2 separate regions of the Homo sapiens genome follow, and region 1 is linked to region 2. Evidence: chromatin contacts called from ENCODE Hi-C or POLR2A ChIA-PET data. All regions are on one chromosome and are shown on one strand. The core of a region is the stretch at or near the end of the contact, and the rest is flanking DNA. Distances in the headings are between cores, read along the strand shown.

The links. A loop is a pair of places that touch in the nucleus more often than their neighbours do. ChIA-PET counts read pairs that join two places held with the same protein, here RNA polymerase II (POLR2A). Pooled maps may share reads with other maps.
Region 1: a map of PC-9 shows a loop between it and region 2 (6-fold over the local background). The contact joins two enhancer-like sites. A Hi-C loop is called at or near these places in 13 of 168 maps with a recorded cell type or tissue (A673, K562, PC-9 and 8 more) and 6 of 50 pooled maps. POLR2A ChIA-PET finds 5 or more read pairs at or near these places in 5 of 52 experiments (A673, GM10248, HEK293T and 2 more).

The regions. Positions count from the first base shown.
Region 1 is chr1:164,743,729-164,751,157 of GRCh38, reverse strand. All of the region lies in intron 2 of PBX1 (PBX homeobox 1), which reads right to left. Among named protein-coding and RNA genes, the nearest start is that of PBX1-AS1, 27 kb to the left of the region's middle. RefSeq lists enhancers at 2,378-2,897, 2,030-3,229. Within about 2 kb of position 2,582, at least 10 of the 41 ENCODE cell types and tissues checked have a DNase peak (open chromatin) inside an H3K27ac peak, as active enhancers do; they include PC-9, gastrocnemius medialis and sigmoid colon, where a contact is called at or near this core.
Region 2 is chr1:164,703,949-164,710,970 of GRCh38, reverse strand. The region is part of intron 2 of PBX1 (PBX homeobox 1); the gene reads right to left. Among named protein-coding and RNA genes, the nearest start is that of PBX1-AS1, 67 kb to the left of the region's middle. Within about 2 kb of position 2,863, at least 19 of the 41 ENCODE cell types and tissues checked have a DNase peak (open chromatin) inside an H3K27ac peak, as active enhancers do; they include PC-9, gastrocnemius medialis and sigmoid colon, where a contact is called at or near this core.

The DNA of each region.
Region 1 (7,429 bases), core at 1,333-3,832, 40 kb before region 2:
TTTTAGTAGAGATGGGGTTTCACCATCTTGGCCAGGCTGGTCTTGAACTCCTGACCTCAAGTGATCCGCCCGCCTCAGCCTCCCAAAGTGCTGGGATTACAGGCATGAGTCACCGCACCCAGCCTGCAAATACCATCTTAAAATCATTATCAATATACTTTTGACCTCATAGTCTCCCTGGAAATGTTGGGGATCCCTAGACCCTATTTAAAAATTGTTACCTTAGGGGGTTTCAAAATGTTTTAAAGACATAACACAACAGGCCTGAAGTAGCTAAATTTCTCTTTTGCTTCCCCAGCCTCTACCGCTATCATTTTGGCTAATTAACTGATATATAAGCCACTGCCTACAAGTCACAGTGAAGACAAATCTGAATGCAGGCTTTCTGTTCCAGATCTTATGTACTAGTTCTTATAGTACTTTCTAGCCTAGTATATAACATAAGAAATGGTTTTTAAAAAGAACCCACTGAAACAAAGAAAAAGAACAATGAACATTTTTCCCAAGCCTCCTGAAAGCTACTTCTGACTGTCTCTGCCCCCACTGGTGCTAACCAAGGGCAGCTGGACCAGCCAAAGGGTATCAGAATGTTTCAGATAAATTTCATTCCCACTCAATAGGAATAGCTTGCCTAGACACCAACTATGGGTCTATTTTTTCTATTGTGGGCTTAAAAAAAATTTTTTTAAGCTCTGATTGAGAATTTATTTTAGTTGCTAAGAAACTAGTTTCTTATTGTAGTCAGTGAGAGTAAAGATAAAGCAGCTGTCAAAATACTGTGTTATTTTGACAGTAGCCGTATCAGAATCATAAATGATATAGTTTATCTGTATATTTTTACCCTCACTAATGGGGTCTAAATACTATATTCTCAGATATTTCATACATACACAAAGACATATACACATGCATTTTAGTAAGAAAGGCCAACACACAGTTAGCAATGAGCATTCAGGGAATGCACATGTGCATGTACACACACACACACACACACACACACACACACACACACCAACTAGCCCCCAGTTTGAAAGCTCTTTTTTTTTTTCTTCCGATTTTTGGAGTTAGGATCTCACTCTGTCACCCGGGCTAATGTGCAGTATAATCATAGCTCACTACAGCCTTGAACTCATGGGCTCAAGTGATCCTTTTGCCTCAGCCTCCCAAGTAGCTGGGACTATAGGCATGTGCCACCTTGCCCAGCTAATTTACTTTATTTTTGTAGAGACACAGTCTTACTAATGTTGCCCAGGCTGGTCTGGAACTCCTGGGCTCAAGCGATGAATATCTGCATTCATTCAAACCCTCATTCCCACATCCTCTTGATCTGTCAGATGCTGGTAATCACCATCAGACAGGGTGGATCATCTATACGGGCCTGCTTGGTCCACGGTTCTCCTAAGCCATGCACAGTGCTTTGATCAATGACAAATTCATTCTCTCCCTTTTGCTCTGCCTCCCATCCATCCATCCACTCACCCATCCAATCATCCCCCAGCTACTGTACTTCTAAAAAGTTTTTTTGTGGTCAAAGGGTCCAAGCCTTGCTAATAACAGTGGGTTAATCATGTGAAGAATTAAATCTACCAAAAATCTCCAGCAACTCCAAATCAAATACCTGAATATGGACTTTATTTCACTATTATATTGCTGATGAGTGGCATTTGGCAGAATTTGAAGGAGGAGAAAAACAAAAATGTATCATTTTCTTTCTGTGTCTATCCAGGACTGGCTATACTAAATGCTATTCATCATTACTTTCACCTATTTGTAGGGTAATAATACTTAAAACTCTATCTGAGAAATATTAAGCAGTTGTTAAAAATAATTATAAAAAGTAATAAAGTAACAGAAAATTTCTGTATTAAGTTGTAAGATGAATAAGCAAGATATATATTGTTTATGTTCCAATTTTAGCTAGCTAATATATTATATATGCAAATAGATTAAAAACTGAAAGGGGGCATTACTAAAAATGCAATGAGTTGTATATTTGAAGGGCAGGGCTATCAGCTTTTTTTTCCCTTTGTTTTCCAGACTTTCTGTAATGTTTTAATATTGTCCTGTTCATGAAGACAAGGAAGAATATCTCAAAGGGCTTTAGTTATGGTTGATTTTTTTCCTATTCTTGGTAGCTTAGAAAATTTCCCAACCAGGAGTGAGGTCTAGCTATCAATGTCAAGGTGGAAAAAATATGCCAAGAGTGGTGAGCTTGCTCTTTTTGGCTTCCTCCTACATTTCTGATCCCATCTTGGAGTGGAGAAAGATTCCTCCACCCCTCCATCACACACCACTGCTCCTGCCCCAGTGCTCACCCCATCCTAGTCCCATGCGGTTAGGGTGATATGTTCCAGTCTTCATTTGAGGTCTGATGCAATGTGTTGACCTTGCTCCTCAGCTTATCTTGAGTAAGGGATGAATGTCATGGCCATATGCTTCCCATGACCACAATTCTCATTCTCATCAGAGATCCAGGAAAGCTTCCTCTGAATTCAGCCAAACTGCAATGTGTAAACATTTCTGCTGTGAGATTTGAAACTTGCGATAGAAATTCCAAGCCAGAAGCTTCTGCAAAATATGTGAATCACAGGGAAAGAATCTGCTCTTTTCTGATTGACCCTTTTAATGACGTATTATTTAACCTTAGATGATAGAGATCACAGAGCCTGCCGTGACCTCTTCTAATGACTGTTAAGCTGACCTTAGGCAACAAAGCCGGCAGGAATCAGAATTGATTAGGAGGATTTGCTACCTCTTTCCAAAGAGGCCGGATATAGAGTTCTTATTTCCACTTAATTATCTCTTGGCCTCTGATCCACATGACTGCTTCTAGAAGCCAGCAGGAAACGTGAGGCGAGGAAAGTCAGTCGAACCTCAATGAACTGGCTCTCCACGTACCCTGGAGACACACACACCTTTTGTATTGTACAATTACTATTTATGGTGTGACATGATCTTTCTTTATCATGTACTTTTTAATAAAGGATTTGACATACACTATTAGTTTTAACACTTTGCATCTCAAATCCTGCTAGTCTGCTTGTATAATTAGCTGTGGCTTGACAAACAAAAACTCAAAAGCAAAAACACGAATGGTGCCCATACTGTTTATCACAATGGCTAAACTTGATCATTTTGGAGTAAGAATAGTGGGTACACCTCTTTTCATGAACTGCTTGGCATGCATCATTTACTTATGATGCATACTCATGATTTGTGTATAATTGGGAGGTGGATTAAAAAATGTTGCTGTTCTAATTTGTAAACCTTTATCTTCTAGCTCTCAACCTCCAATCTAAACAAAATTCTAAAGCTGTCTAGCCCCAGGATACCCTAGGGCTAGACACAATTCCTCTGTGAATGCATAGATAGCCACTACCTTGGTATCATAGTATCTCAGGTTGAGTCCTAGATTACTTAAGCATCATTAAAGTCCAGCAAATTTTTCTATGAGAGGATTATTAATTATTTTACAGTTGCTCTAACCCTGAGCCTAAGAAGAGACAGCAAGCAAAATCCTGCTTTACTCACTTTTCATGTGGAAACTGGCAAATACTTTCATTTCCAGTGTGCCCGTGGTCATTCAAGATTCAGAGAGACACAGTTACTTCCTTAAGGACACACAAAGTCAATGGCTGTTCTAACCTAAAGTCTATCTAGCAGAACACAAAATATACAGAAACATACTGTTATGTTACATCCATAACAGGCCAAGAATATAAGCATGACCAAAGTTATCTTCTGTGAATAGCTTCAGTCTACCTTTTTGTACTTTGAAATATGTATGTATATAAAATACATACATACATATGTGTGTGTGTGTATATATATATATATACATGATTCATACATATACAGATGCTAAATTTACATAAGTAGGAGAGTTACAAACATAGTACTCTCTACAGCCTAAGCCTATTTTTTTAAAAAAGATCATTCTCAAATTTACTGGTATTTCAAATTTGGAAAAAGGAACTAGCAGTATTTAGTGGTAAGAACACAAATGGTAGAGTCAGAAGATCAGAATTAGAGCTGGTACTCAGCAAATTTTGAGTTAGGTACTCTCTGGAAACTCAATCTGTTTAAGCCTCAATTCCTCACCTGCACAATAGGAACAACAATATCTCCTCAAAGATTTCTGGAGAGAATGAAATGAAAAAATGCAGTGATTTTTCAAAAGAATTTCCTGAAACATGAACTCCTTTCTTAAGATTACTAAGAAGCCCGATATGCAAAAGAGGCCCAAATGGCCCTACATCAGAAGAGTAGGATCTTGTAATAGCTCTTCTGCCAGCAACCCCATCAGCCCTACCCCATGCACTCACTGGAACCATGAGAATCCACTGGAATTCTCTGTAAAACATAGGAGATAATTCACATAAAAGCAATATAAAACTGCTTTATCAAAATGAGGGCTGATAAAAATCGAGATAAGAATAGTTTAGGAAAGGGCCAGGCGTGGTGGCTCATGGCTGTAATCCCAGCACTTTGGGAGGCTGAGGCGGGTGGATCACGAGGTCAAGAGTTCGAGAACAGCCTGGCCACATGAGGTCAAGGGTTCGAGAACAGCCTGGCCAATGTGGTAAAACCCCGTCTCTACTAAGAATACAAAACTTAGCCGGGCGTGGTGGCACATGCCTGTAATCCCAGCTACTCGAGAGGCTGAGGCAGGAGAATCACTTGAACCTGGGAGGTGGAGGTTGCAGTGAGCTGAGATCGTGCCACTACACTCCAGCCTGGGCAACAGAGCAAGACTCCATCTTGAAGAAGAAGAAGAAGAAAAAAGAATAGTTTAGGAAAAAAAGACAACTATTTACCATAGCTTTCTCAAATTACATTTACAATTTTACTACTTGTTACCACTTTTACCTATGAATTTCATGCTAAGCAACTGAGACTTGCGAGTGAGGTACTTCTTATAACTATACCCTATACAGTCTGCACTGAACCTCTTGCATGACCAAGATGCCAAACACAGGAAACATACCTCTACATACTTTGAAACTTAAAAGCTGACTTTTCTAGCTTTTCTTTGGCTGAAGGAAAATTAATTTAACACTTCATTTTGAAATACTTAGAATAGCCATTTAAAAATATACATGTACTAATGTTCTATTATAAAATAATCGTATGCCTCTCTAGGTGATGCCATGGGCCATGTGCGAGCAACAGGTCAGTGACTGTTTGATCATGATATTTACCATGTATGGAGGGGGCCAATAGGAACGATCCTCTAGAGGCACATGACTCAATGATTTAATTCTGGCTGCACTGGGAAGAGTATTTGGAGAATGGAACTCAGCAATGTCAGGTCAGTTACGTTCAGTCATGTATGCATATATGAAGGCACACAGCAGAATTAAGAGACTTTTCTGAAGGCTCTTGGAAAAGTCCTATCGCAGATGGGCTCTCAGCTCTGTTAATGTCCTTATTAGACACTTCAGAGCAGGAGTAAATTCTCTCTGGCAGAAAATGCTTAGAAGCTTTAGCCCAGCCTGTAGCTGGTTGACTAGGTTTATTACTAATTACTATTGAACTGATATTGTTGCTATTACTACTACCTTCTTTGGGTGCTTTAAATTTAGATGATGCAGCTCAATTAGAAGACCTCAAATCACTTTACACAGTTCCTGCGTTGACAAGTGGTGATGTTTAAAAGGTTCATCATTTGTGGTTCTCTGAGCACTTTCCAACATGCTATTAGAGCACTTTGGTGAAAAAATAATATTAACCCAATTTTATAAGGGTAGAAATGTAGTTATAGATAAAACTGTTATTATCTATAACAGTTATATAGATGAAATATCACTTGTATAGGGCTCCATCCTTTACAAAGGACTTTTAATACACAGTCTGCGATGATAAAGGAAAGTCCCAGGGCAGTGTTGAGAAAAGAGAGAATTCAGTAATTCTAATTTCCAGGCCATTGCTCAATCTGTGGCCCATGCTTTCCATCTATTTTTCACTATATAGTCTAAACTTCCTGCTTTGCTATTTTTCCTTGGAGAGGCAATGTGGCATAGCGGAAAAAAATATGGATTTTAATATCGGCTTTGCCACTCATTAGATATGTGGCCTTCAGCAACGTTCTGCTGCTCTCTGACTCAGTTTCCCGGTCTTTGAAAATGGGAATAGAAACAGTACTTTGCAAGTCTGTTGTAGAGAATAAAAACATTACCTTGTAAGTTTGGTGTATTACATGGCTTAGAGTCTGGCAGGTGACGGGCAATCAACCAAGACGCAATCCCTCCTTTCTCTTCCCACCCACCACCACCCCCACCACTGTCTTCTTAGATAAGATGAGAGCCCAATAGCTCAACTAAGGTTTGGGACATATATACAATTTTTGCCTATGCTGCTGAAAAAAATGTCCTCAGATTACCTACCTATCTGCTACCTCCTGATCAACAACTCTCTAAGAGCAGAGGCCACGTCTGCAGTCTTTTTTGAATTGACCCTTATGTCCCTGAGTAGACAGTGCCTATGGGAAAGTGGGGAGAAATTATTTACTGGGCAATGACTCTGTGCCAGGCACTCTTCTAGCTACTGGGGATGCAGAGGGGATCCCGCCAGATCAGGATGTTCTCCCATAGATGAGACCCTACCTCTGTCTTAAAGAGTTCTGAGAGGATCTAATGAGGCATTTGAATTTGAATTGCACTGGGTACCTATGGAGGCTACAAAAATGTTGGTATAACCATGAGTATTATTGTTGTTTCAGTTAAGAGGGGCTCTGTTCAATAATTATTTGCTCATTAGACGTATCTAAGACATTGTGGTTGGAAATTCTTTGGTAGTAAGTATGAGAAATTTTTGATATCTCAATTCAAACATAGTAAGGCAGTAAGGAACTATGGAACAGAGAAGAGAAATTCCTCCAAAGTTACAAGATTAGGCTAGAAATAAACCTAGGAAATATAATCCCCTCTTGAGTCAGACACATGATTTTGAATTTCTGACTTTCACTTCCCATCACCAAGTATGTGGGAAGAGTTTGCCTGTGTCTTCTTATATTCCTGAAATTATGCCATCACCCTCTCATGTGACCCTAGCTCCTGGTGTATCTCCTGGTGCTGCGGGACAAATGTGGAAGTGAAGTAATCAAGACTAATCAATCGTGTCCATAAGTTCCCATCAGACTTCTAGTTACCTAGCCAATATCCATTCTACCTTTCCTCCTTGGAAACAGAACTCCAGTTTATTCAAGTAATATGCCCAGGTAAATTATTACATTTCTTAGCCTCCCTCGCAGCTAGGAGTAGCCATAGGACTAAGTTCTGGATAACTGTACATATATGTAAGTGTTATACTGGAGTTTTAAGAAGGCTTCTTAAAAGAACTAACTCAGTTGAGAAGTATTCCCATTCTAGTCTTCTCCTTCCTTCCTTTTTGCCTGGAACATTGATGTGATGGGTAGAAAATCCCCTTC
Region 2 (7,022 bases), core at 1,614-4,113:
AGACTAAGGTTCACGCCTGGCTGGCCAGATGGGGTCAACAACAGCAGGTGGGACTTGGAGGAAGGTAAGCCATCACGCCCTGCCTTGCACTTAGTCATCCCTGTTCATCCTTCTCATCAATATTCATGTTTCACAATATTTCAAATAATTAAATATCCTCAACTTGTTCTTCTTTTCCTGATCCTCTTCTCTATTTTACTCCCCTCTCTCCTCCTTAAACCCTCAAGGCTTTTCTCCGTTTTACCAAAGAAAGCCAGCACCGCCAGGCGTGGTGGTTCACACCTATAATCCCAGCACTTTGGGGGGCCAAGGCGGGCAGATCACCTGAGTTCGGGAGTTTGAGACCAGCCTGACCAACATGGAGAAACCCCGTCTCTACTAAAAATACAAAATTAGCCAGGTGTGGTGGTGCATGCCAGTATTCCCAGCTGCTTGGGAGGCTAAGGCAGGAGAATCGCTTGAACCCAGGAGGTGGAGGTTGCAGTGAGCCGAGATGACGCCATTGCACTCCAGCCTGGGCAACAAGAACAAAACTCCATCTCAAAAAACAAAAAGGAAAAAAAAGAAAAAAACCAGCACCTTCCACTGCCTGCCTACACGCTCAATATATTCAATGGCATTGAAGACATCCCCCAGTTTAAATTCAACATCTGGAGTCTTTCTTATAAGAAAGAAAAAAACTGAAAAGAGAAAATGGAAAAACGGTATATGAATCTAAAAGAAATTCCCTCTGATGTGTGATGCTGCTGCCTCCCTCTTCTTTTGACATCAGTTTCAAATTCTGCAGAGAAAGGATGATGTTGCTTTGCCCACGAAGAAACAGTCACAATAGGTAATACTCACTGAACACTGGTGTATGTGTCAGACACTGACCTAAGCATTCTACATAAATTTGCTCATTTAATTCTCAAAACAAGTCTATGATTCACACCCAGGTGGGCTGCTCACTGCTGCATCTATGCAATTCTAGGGACTCCTGGGCCTCACACCCAGGGAGCACCCTTTCCCAGCAGCCTGAAGAGGCCTGTGTCAGCTTGGCCACCCACCCCATCTCCATGCTTTCCTTCTGCAGATTAACAGGGACTGGATGCAGACAGCACTCCGGACCCGAGACGACTTCTGGTATTTCACTGTCAAGTGAAAATTGAGTCCGTGGTAATGTTCCTGCAATAATATCAAATTCAAAAGGGAAAGATGACGGAAATTCTGCTGCCAGCTGAAAGGAGCCTGAGGCACATTTTTGTTTTAATTCTTTTTTTCATGGCTTTTCAACACCTGCCTTCGCTCTTCCACTTTCCCAACAAAATATAGTTTAGGTTGCCTTGCAGTATTAATAAGAGACTGGCCAGCAGACCTATGCAAGAAATTGCAGTGGGTGGTCTGCGTGAAATGTCTTGGTGGTCTTAAACTCGGTCCTCTGACAAAGTTCAAGGTTACAGTGGTCTTTCCCGAGTTGCCATCAGAATCTGAAAATATCCTGGAAACATGAGAATCCCCCGCTGAACTCATGAGTTGGCTCAGCAGTTGTTTATTCAACTTAAAGTGTTTTTCCCCCTTTTTCTATTTTTGTTTTCTTATGCTTTCTGTTTCAATGGACCCAGCTTTGTCCTTGCACAATTTCGAGTGAACAAGACTAGAGGATTTCCTGAAATAAGCAACTGGGCCTATTTCTCCAGCGGTCCTGCTTCCCATTTTGTCCATGGCCACCTTCTGCTGATCAGCTTCCACTTTCTTAGAAAGAAGACTAGCTTGCTCAGAGTTACACAACAGAGACAAATGGAGCCTTGAGAGTAGCAGATAGACAAAAGTGACCAACAAAGTTAGGTGTGCTGCAGCCTTCCTGTGTCTGCCACGTCACTGACATTATGAAGTAGCAGGCCCCATGAGTACCGTGACTACTTCTCAGAGTATCTATGGCACCACTGCCATCGCTGATTTGCTGGGGTGTCTCCGCGGCTGTGTGTACACCTCAAGGACTAGGACACTGTCTTCCTCTAGTCAGTATCCCCAGCACCTACCATGGTACCTGGCATACAGTCAGCACTCAATAAGTAGTGCTTAAAATGAAGAAACAGATTCAGTGCAAACCTGCTCAAATGGGTGTTCAAGGCCAAGTATTTTGGAGATAGCCTAGATTCAAACTTGGCATTTTCTAACTTTGTCTTGGTTACTTCTTTAGCCTCAGTTTCCTTATCCCTAAAATGGGTATAATATAATCACAGTACCTGTGCCATATATTTGTTGTAAAGATTGTATATGTTGATGGATGCAGCCGGAGGCCATTATCCTAAGTGATTTAACGCAGAAACAAAAAATCAAATACTGCACATTCACACTTACAAGTGGGAGCTAAACAATGGGTATACATGAACGTAAAGATGGCAACAATAGATACTGGGGTTTCCAAAAAGGAGGAGGGAGGGAAAGGGCAAGGGCTGAAAAACACTCTCTTGAGTGCTGTGTTCATTATTTGGGTGAGGGATTCAATAGAAGCCCAAACCCCAGCATTATATAATATGCCTATGTTAACAAACCTGCATATGTACCCCCCTGAAACTAAATTAAAAGAAAAGAAAATATTTTTTTTAAAAAAAGACTATATATGTGTAAAGCACTTAGCCCAGCTCCTGACACATAACAGTCATCTGATAAATATTTCTTACTTAGGAATGACCATCTCTCACTCATCTCTATCTGCCCCTTACACAGCTACTACAGTAGTCAACCTCTCTTACCAAAGAAAAGGCTGCGTGCAGTCCAGGAACTCTGGTTCCTATCCCTGCTTTACTAGGATTCCAGCAGTCACTTAGTCACTCTGCCTCGCTCTGCTTCTGTGGCCTGCATCAGGCTGAGGTCACTCGGCCTCACCTAACTGACTTGCAGGTTGGCTACGAGACAGCATGGCCTACCAGATGGGGACAGGTGTGGAAAAGCAAAATCCAGGCCATCAAATCTGCTGTAAGTCATGCTCCGGCAAAGCCACTTGAAGTCTAGCCTGCCATGGACCTTGCTGCATGCCTCAGGGTGCCTCAGCTCTCTCGGGCTCTGCCAATGCTCTTGCCTTAATGCAGGGCTTCTAATCAAGATAGCGCAATCGAAAGCATTTGCTTGGTTCTTAGTCCTCACAGTGATCTCTATTTAGTGGGAAATTAAACCACTTTAAGGGGCTAACACCCAGACAACCTATAATGCCATTTCACTCAGACAAGGCTTCCCCATCTGGGAGCAGCACGTTTTCTTTCCTCTTCCTCCCACTGTCCCTCCAGTCTCCTGGGTTTTTATCTTCCTTTCCTTTTCTTTTCCCTTTTCCCAAAAAGGGTGTCTTGGCTTGGCGACTCTTAAACCCAGCTGCATTCCCGAGACAAGCTCTTAAGCATAAATTCATTCCAGCATTGGGTTCTTCTTATTCTCTTTCCTTCCTCTCACTATGTAGCTGGAGTGAATTCATAAACAGTTACAGTGGTTTTAGCACCAGGGCCTTGTATGAGACAGGATTACAGGGGATTCAGCACTTTCTCTCTCTCTCTCTCTCTCTCTCTCTCTCTCTCTCTCACACACACACACACACACACACACCTCAGTGGTGTTAGTCTCATTAGCCACAATACTGTTCTAATCTCTCCCATCTCTAGATTTGCCCTACCCCTGGCTTACTCAGTGCTCTCCTTCCTGGCCTCCTGTGGAAATACTGCCAAATAAAATAACAAAATATTCATATGGTAAGGCACGTTAAAACCTTGGGAAGATTTAAGCCAGGGCTTCATGTCACAGACGCTCCCTCCCATAATCTGTATTCCAATCTCGATGCCAGCGGAGCTGTGATCAGAATATCCAAGGTCTCATAAAAGATTCAGGGCTTACTGACTTCCCTGACATTTGCTGTTTCATGTTGTTCCTGCTCACTCCCTTTCAGCCTCCAGAGCCCACAGTCCCTTTCAACTCACCACTACAGATGGCAAACTGGCCAAGACCATCCACTAACTCAGGACAAACACAGGTCCTAAATCTTCCCTGGGAATTTAGCTGGGACTAGGAAGGGGTTTTCAGTTCTTTCAGTGGCTTCTTTTGTTTGACTAAAGGTTTATTTTTCTGTAATTGCATGCCTGCTGCCTCATCCATGGTACCTGGAAGTGGGACTTTGAAACCCAGGAAGTTAACAAGACTTCAGCAAGATTCCCCCACTTAGCTATGAGTGCTTTTGAGGGTAGGGTTATGTGTGCCTGACTCAGACTGTTTAAATCTTCCTGGTTCTCACTGTTACTTAAATTAGAGACTGTGTTATTTAACCTTGTAAAGCACCAAGGCTATAATTTGTAGAGAAGACAGTTCACCAAATAGGGGCTATGCATATTGTCATATGTTCAAAAAAAGGTATATCATATATATGTGACTGCATGAATCCAGGCAGGACACAGCTATCATACATATCACCATACTAGAATGGACATTAGTAGTTTAAAAACTCTAACAAGATATATTATGATTTAAGGAAACCGTGCATAACTAAAGGGGTGATTGTGAATAGATCTTATGACTTACTAGGAGGATTACAATGGATATCCTAGCCAGACTCCACTAGTGGATTCTAATATGATTTGCTTTCCAATCATATAATTCATGCACAGCTTATCAGAAAGACATTTAGTGAATAAAGGAAGTCACACCATACTTCTTAAGGCATGGTCTAAAAGGAAACACAAAAGGAAACCTCTGCCCTGCCTACAGAAGTTTCCAGAGGAGCCCAGTGACCCACAGAGATGGCAAGAAGAGGTGAAAAGACACACAGTATATGGCTAACACCGCTCAGCCATCAGAGGTCATAGGGGCAAAAGAGAATGGTAGTTCCACTGAATAACAGAATTGAGACATTTTCAAGATACTCCTTAGTAAGTCACAAGTGTCTAGATTTTTTTTATATCAACCATAGAATTCCAAAACTCAGCAATCAAAAACCAAAAGGCCAATTACAATTTAAGTCCTTTTGAAAACATTTTAGCTTATTTCTGTAAATGCTATGGCCACTAGACAAATTAACACAGAATTCCAGATCAAAGTGCCATTCACACATAGGTACTTGAATAACATCAGGCAGCATGAAGGTGAACAGGTGCTATAAACAACTTATTTGAATGTTTTAAATGTATCTACCATGAAAACCTTCTGAAGAGGTTAAGGAATTCTAGAATACAAATTGAAAATTAAAGGCAAGTTGATGGTACCTCAAAATTGAACTTGTCAAATGAGAAAATTATAATCAAAATTGTCTTCATACTTTTCATATCCTTCACTGTGTTAGTCACATAATATATACATATACATGTTTCTGCATATGCATGTGAAAAATCAAAAAGGCAAACACATATCAGTGGCTAATCATAACATAATATAAAAAGAATATGAGGTCTGGTTTCATAAGTGATTATATCCATAAACACATGTCCTGAGGCTTAAGTAAGCAAGCAAGGCATCTCCTTCCACATAGTGATATGATCCCCAAAATTTATATGAAAAATTTTAAAGATTGAGCTATGTTACATTCTTTGGGGGAAACACCTTATTTAAAAGCAGTCAACAGTCAGATATTTCTGCAAGTAAATAATCCTGTAATTCATCTTGTTTAGTAACAATATATTTTTTAATTACCAAACACAACCTATATTATTTATTTACAGTAAAATGTATTTTCCCCAGACATATTATAATACTGTATAGATGAATGGTTCTCAACTGGGTATAATTTTGCCTCCCAGGAGACATCTGGCAATGTCTGGAGACATTTTTGGTTCTCACAATGGGGGAGTGGGGATGCTGCTGGCATCTATGGGTGGAAGCCAGGAATGCAGCTAAACAGCTTACGGTACACAGGGCAGCCCCCATAATGAAGGATCATCTGGCCTCAAAAAGTCAATAGTGCTGAGGTTGAGAAACCTTTTTATAGATTATCACAAATGTTACAAAATTTCTCAAATGATTTCCCTCAAAACCTTTAAGAAATGAAAAATGAGAAGTTGGGGAAAACAAGAACTCCTTTTGGTAGTATTTTGATTATCAAAGTTATAGTTGCTTTTGTGAATGCAACAATATATTACTTCACCATAAAATATGCTCTTAAAACCTAACACTTGTACTTGCATTATACCCACACACTGAGAAATGCTGGAAAATCAGCAAGGATTTTAGGAAAAAACATCTACCTGAGACATCCTTCAATGAACAGAGGAATACCCTGACCAACTGTGTTAAAAGCAAATAAAGTAAGATATAACGAAAGCTAACTTTTTAGCCAGTGAAAAATAAACACATCTGGTACATAGAGTCCTATGTGTGTGTATCCATCCAATTCTATAGTATCAGAGCTCTGACATTCAGTAATATAATAATATTATTTTTGAGATCAGTTAAGGTATAAAATGTGCGTACTCTCAGTCTTTAATATTAATAAGTCTTGTAACTAGCAGTTTCTCATAGCTCCGAATTCTTGAGCACAACTACAAAGGGCACTTATCCTGAAAAATCTAATAAATTTACAGTTTTATATACTTCCTTCAATTGTAAAAGTCTTGTTCAATAAACTTTAAAATGCCACTATAGAGCAATAACACAGACAGTATAAACCCAGCCCTGGGAAAGCTGTGCAACCAGAAATTGTTCCCCTTTCTGCTAGAGCAATAAAGTTTTATATGTTTGAACTGACTGTAAAAAGGTTTGAATGTTGGCAACTGGGGAATAATCTGTCTTCTTTATAGTTATTATCATATTTCCCACAAGACCCCTTGGTCTGTGTCAATCCTTCTTGTATATGACACCTTTGTACTGTCAGCGAAAGCAAGACTACTTTACTTTTTTTTTAACTATAGGACTTGTATCTGTTTTCCTTCAGATTACAGCTAACAGGAATAAATTATTTCTGACAAGCATCTATTGCAGCATTTTACCAAATAAAGCTGGTTGTGAGCTGCTTTTCCAAGAGAGGGAGGGACCTCCTCCCTTCTCCTTCCCTCTCTTTCTCTCATCTGATTCAA